Regions from separate parts of the Homo sapiens genome. Here region 2 is linked to region 1. A link is a contact called in ENCODE Hi-C data. All regions are on one chromosome and are shown on one strand. The core of a region is the stretch at or near the end of the contact, and the rest is flanking DNA. Distances in the headings are between cores, read along the strand shown.

Region 1 (2,524 bases), core at 13-2,512:
CTGAGCGATTCTCCCGCCTAAGCCCGGCAAGTTGCGGAGACTACAAGCGCGTGCCACCATGTCCAGCTAATTTTTTGTATTTTTGTAGAGAAAGGGTTCCACCATGTTGCCCAAACTAGTCTGGAATTCCTGAGCTCAAGTGATCCACCCACTTCCGCCTCCGCCTCCCAAAATGCTGGGATTAAAGGCGTGAGCCACCGGGCCTGGCCCAATTACTTTCTTCAGTCTGAGCATGAGTGCTGGAAGAAAAGCTCTCACTTGCATATAATTTTTTAGAGACAGAGTCTCCCTCTGTTACACAGGCTGGAGTGCAATGGCGCAATCTCAGCGCATTGTAACATCAACCTCCAGTGCTCGATCGCTTATATAATCTCAGCTCACTGTAATCTCAACCTCCCGGGCTCGATCGCATATATATACACACATATATTTGTTTGTTTAGACGGAGTCTTGGTCTGTTGCCCAGGCTGGAGTGCAGTGGCGCGATCTCCGCTCACTGCAACCTCCGCATCCCGGGTTCAAACAATTCTCTGCCTCAGCCTCCCGAGTAGCTGGGATTACAGGCACCTGCCACCACGCCCGACTAATTTTTGTGTTTTTAGTAGAGACGGGGTTTCAGTGAAACCATGCTGGCCAGGCTGGTCTTGAACTCCTGTCCTCGTGATCCACCCGCCTCGACCTCCCAAAGTGCTGGGATTACAGGTGTGGGCCACCTCGCCCAGCCGACTGCTTATATTTTTAAAAAGATGTTTTCTTCATTTCCTAGCCCCTTCTACCCCGCTACAAGTTTCAAAGACTTAATGCTATTACAAAGGACCGTCAGAGGTCAAGCTCAGGGGTGCAACTCCCTCATGCCGGGCAGCCTCAGGGGGCCGACCCTACCCAGGATGAGCGGCGCCAGGTAGCCGGGGACGCTCCCGGGGATCCCCGGGCCCTGGCTGGGGGAGGCGTTGTGGAGCGCACGTACCCAGGCTCAGATGAGGCGAGTGGGCGGCCGGGGCTGCAGCTGGCGCTGGCCATTGAGGAGCTTCTGCGCGACAGTGCGATCGGTTGCACCTTCTGCGACAGGTGCCGGCCGGTTGGCGCGCAGCGCCTGCTAGCGCAGAGTCTGGCCCTTGCTGCGCCCGGCGCCGAAGACCGGGAAGTCGTAAAGCTCCTCCTCGTGGCTTATGTGCGGCGGCGGCCGGGCAGAAGCCTAGCGACACAGAACTGCCAGCTCAGCAGCCGGTTACATCCCGCCCGGCCACCAGTAGGCAGCGTCCGCTCATGCGCGCTCCTGGAAGAACCAGCAGCCCCCACCGCGAGTTCTGATTGGCTCTGCGTGAGTGGTAGTCCCCTGTGACGTCACAAGGGTGCGCCTTCCGTGACGTCACAAGGGCGGGTCTTCGCCGACACCATAGAGGTGGGCCGTTGGCGACGTTAGAGGCGCGGGTGTTCGGCTACATCACTGGGGCGCCATGGTGCCTGGAGCTGGGCAGTTTTCTCATCAGAGTGGGGACTGGTAAGAGTGACCTCCCCGCCAGGTTCTGTGTGTTGCCGGCTGAAGAAGGGTAGCTGAAAAATTCAGACCCAGCACAGTGTTTATGTTGGTCAAAAATAGAAAACTATGTCTGGCGCGGCCGAGGCGGGAGGACCCTTCAGGCCAAGAGCAGCCTAGCAACATGGCGCAACCCCATCTCTGTAGTCCTACCTCAGCCCCCCAGCTACTTGAACCCAAAGGTTCAAGGCTCCAGTGAGCTATGATCCCACCACAGCATTCCAGCCTGCGAGATTGAGGTAAACCCTGTCTAAAAAAATTTAAAAAACTATCCAGGTGTGCAACAGGGAGGGACTGCTAAATAAAACATGAGGCTGGCTGGGCCCTACTGTAATCCCAGCACTTTGGGAGGCCGAGGCGGGAGGATGGATGGCTTGGGCTCAGGAGTTCGAGACCAGCCTGGGCAACATGACGAAACCCCGTCTCTACAAAAGATACAAAAATTAGCCGGGCGCGGTGGACACCTGGCCTAATTTTTGTATTTTTTTCTAGAGATGGGGTCGGGGGGTGCCTCGCTATGTTGCCCGGGCCAGTTTCGAACTCCTGAGTTGAAGCAATCTTCTCACCTTGGCCATCAGAGTTGTCGGGATTACAGGCGTGAGGGACAGCGACCCACCTGGGTTAGGCTACTTAATAACATAAAGTGCTCCGCCAGGCTCAGTGGCTGACACCTGTAATCCCAACACTTTGGGAGGCCGAGGCGGGTGGATCACCTGAGGTCAGGAGTTGGAGACCAGCCTGGCCATGGTGAAACCCAGTCTCTACAAAAAATACAAAAATTAGCTGGCCGTGGTGGCGCATGCCTGTAGTCCCAGCTACCTGGGAGGCTGATAAAGGAGAATTACTTGAACCCGGGAGGCAGAGGTTGCACTGGGCCAAGATCACACCACTGCACCCCAGCCTGGGCGACACAGCGAGACTCCAAAGTTTGACACCAGCCTGGGCAATGTAGTGACACCCTGTCTCTACAAAACAAACAAACAAAAA
Region 2 (2,524 bases), core at 11-2,510, 140 kb before region 1:
GTGGGGAGGAGAGAGATGGGGAAGCTGAGTCCGGGGCCACAGGTGCAGCCAGGAGGTGCAGGTGAGCAGCGCTCAGACCAGCCTGTCAGCCTCAGTCCTGAGCTTACTTCTGGTGATGGAGGGAGATATACAGAAAAGATCCTGCAGCCTGCAGGTGTGGCACAGCTGATCTTGGGCCAAGGATGCACAGCTGTGTGTGTGCCTGGCCACCGGCAAGGGCACGTGGGCTCAGAAGCACAGGTGTGCCCACACCCTGCGTGCCTGTGTGTGGCGCAGCAGCTCCCGACGCGCGCAGGACACACACACAGCACAGACAGACCCTCCCATGGCCACACGGACAAAGATGGCTTCACTATAGACACCGGTGCAGACAGGATGTGCACTGCTTTCCAAGGCCTGTGCGCAACACAGACTCAGGGCCTGTGGGCATCAGCACCGCCCAGACCCAGGCACACGTGATCCTCAGCCAAGGTGGCCTGTCCAGTCCTGGTGCTGTTGGATGGAAAGGCTAACCTGGGAGGTCAGGGGCTGTGGTATATCAGCTGGGCTCCCTCGGACGCTCCTGCAGAAGTGGCCAGGACCTCAGGAACGCACCTGCTCCTGGTCAGACAGGAGGGGCTGCCGTGATGCAACTTGCCCGTGCCTTTGGGTGCTGTGAGCTGGCTGCGTGCCACGTCGTTTCGAGGACGCAAGAAGGTGTTTCCAAGTCCAGTCTGTCCACCGACCTGAACCTTTACCATTGAAAGAACAAAGGGGTGGGGCCCGAGGGACCCTTCCCTGCCGTCCCGTGGTGTGTAGTCAGGGATGCTCCTGCAGACACACAGGTGGGCTCTGACTGCCAGATCGCAGGGGCGGTGCCGTGGTCCTCACCTGCCATGTCACTAGCGTGCTGACGCAGACACCGGCGAGAGCTACAGTGCTCGGCCCGGCACATCCCAGACAATTCCTCTGTAAATGCTGCAGCAGCCAGAGGCCCCAGCACCTTGAGGTTAAGCAAAGAGAAGGAATAGAGTTCTCCAGAGCCCCAAGGAGCGGGAGGGTCTGTCCCAATGGATGGGCTCAGCCAATTTCACCCTCTCCTCCCCCTGCCAACACTGCGGCCTGCAGCCTGGACCTGGCCCGGGTTGTGGAGGGGACCGGGGATGCAGCTGCCACCTGCTGGGCGGACGTGGGCCTAGGTGGTCCTCAGCCCTCATGACAGGAGCCCCCGAAGCACTGTTGCGGCACCCTCTCTGACATTGGGTGGGAGACTCTGGGAGCCGAGTGCAGAGCCAGGGCCCAGCACGAAGGCCTTGGGCTCCAGTCCGTGTGCCCCACATCCCTACATGAGTGAGGGTGGAGGGATGGTGCCTCTGCCACGGCCACGGTGCCGCCGTCCACGTCAGCTCACTCTCAGCACAGGTGCTGTGTGACGGCCTCGGGCCACACCGCTTGTTCTGAGGCCCCTAGCAGGTCGGGCTTGTGCTGGCTGCACATTGGCTGGTGAGCTTGGCGGGTCTGTGGGCACGGAGAGACCAGAACGTGCGTAACAGGCCCGATGAGGGTGCCAGGCTGTGGCGACCCCCGAGCTTCAGAGGAGAGGGGCACCAGCCGGGGGCCCTGCACAGGCAGCCTCAGGTGCGAGGAGCTGGAGCCCAGGCCAGCTGGGGAGGGGTGGGGTGCCGTGGCTGGAAGTTGCTGTTCTCAGACCTGGTTCTGAGACCCTCTCCAACTGCATGGGGGGGTCCAGGCTGGACCCCAGATGTGACGGTGTATGTGCTGGGATGGGAGCCCCCTGAGAGCAGGGCTTTTGTTAATTCACCGGCAATCCCACATGTCTGGCACGAGATAGGTGCTCAGTCAGTGAAAACCACACACGGGGTCCTCCATTGTGTCCAGGGGAGGGTGGGCCCTGCTCACAGCCAGACTCCTAGCCCTGGGCAGCCCTGCTGCCTGCCTGCTCCTTCCACTCCTACCACCTGCCCAGGTGGGACTCTGCCTGCCTTCCTGTCCCCAGTGCTCTGTAGGAGTTTGACCACAGGTATCCTCTTCATCAGAGAGAGGAAAGCTCACGATCTGGGAGAACTCCAGGCCTGGCCCAGTGAAGACGTCCTTATCTTCAGCAGACATTGCCCAGTGCAAGGGGAGGTCAGTCTCAGGAGACAGTCTCCTGGACAGTGGCGTGGCATCTGTCCTAAGGCCTTGCCTGCAGCACAGGGTGCCACAGAGGTCCCCTGTGACAGAGCCTCATGGCTGGGGCAGGCGGGGGTCGCACCTGCTCCTGCATGAAGAGGCAGATAAAGACCCACAGCATGGTCTCTGGGGTCCCACATCCCAGGTAGAGAATGACCCAGGTCGCTGGCGTCTGTGCCATCTCTGCTCCACTGACCACTCATGGGGGTCCTGGAGATCCTGACACCGGTGGCCGGGGAGCAGCAGCCCAGGCACAGGCCCCAGTGCACATGCAGATCCCACCGTGTCTGCACAAGGCCTTGCCCCAACGAGGCCTGGGTGCCGTGTGAGGGCCGGGACGCTAACACAGCGG

Evidence for each region. Hi-C counts contacts between places; a loop is a spot of excess contacts on that map. Pooled maps may share reads with other maps.
Region 2: a loop to region 1 is called in a pooled map, with 3 times the contacts of the local background. The contact joins the promoter of LINC02593 here to the promoter of LINC01409 in region 1. A Hi-C loop is called at or near these places in 2 of 50 pooled maps.

Annotation. Positions count from the first base shown.
Region 1 is chr1:777,536-780,059 of GRCh38, reverse strand. LINC01409 (long intergenic non-protein coding RNA 1409) reads right to left here and starts at 1,262. Exons shown (of 6, transcript NR_187359.1): 1 at 968-1,262. LOC100288069 (a long non-coding RNA gene) reads left to right here and starts at 1,426. Exons shown (of 20, transcript NR_168328.1): 1 at 1,426-1,776. RefSeq lists an enhancer at 1,140-1,709.
Region 2 is chr1:918,428-920,951 of GRCh38, reverse strand. It overlaps LINC02593 (long intergenic non-protein coding RNA 2593), which reads left to right and starts at 1,260. Exons shown (of 4, transcript NR_122045.1): 1 at 1,260-1,617; 2 at 2,037-2,127. It overlaps LOC284600 (a long non-coding RNA gene), which reads right to left. Exons shown (of 5, transcript XR_007065342.1): 5 at 1-982. LOC107985728 (collagen alpha-1(III) chain-like) reads left to right here. Exons shown (of 5, transcript NR_168405.1): 5 at 1-709. RefSeq lists an enhancer at 1-762.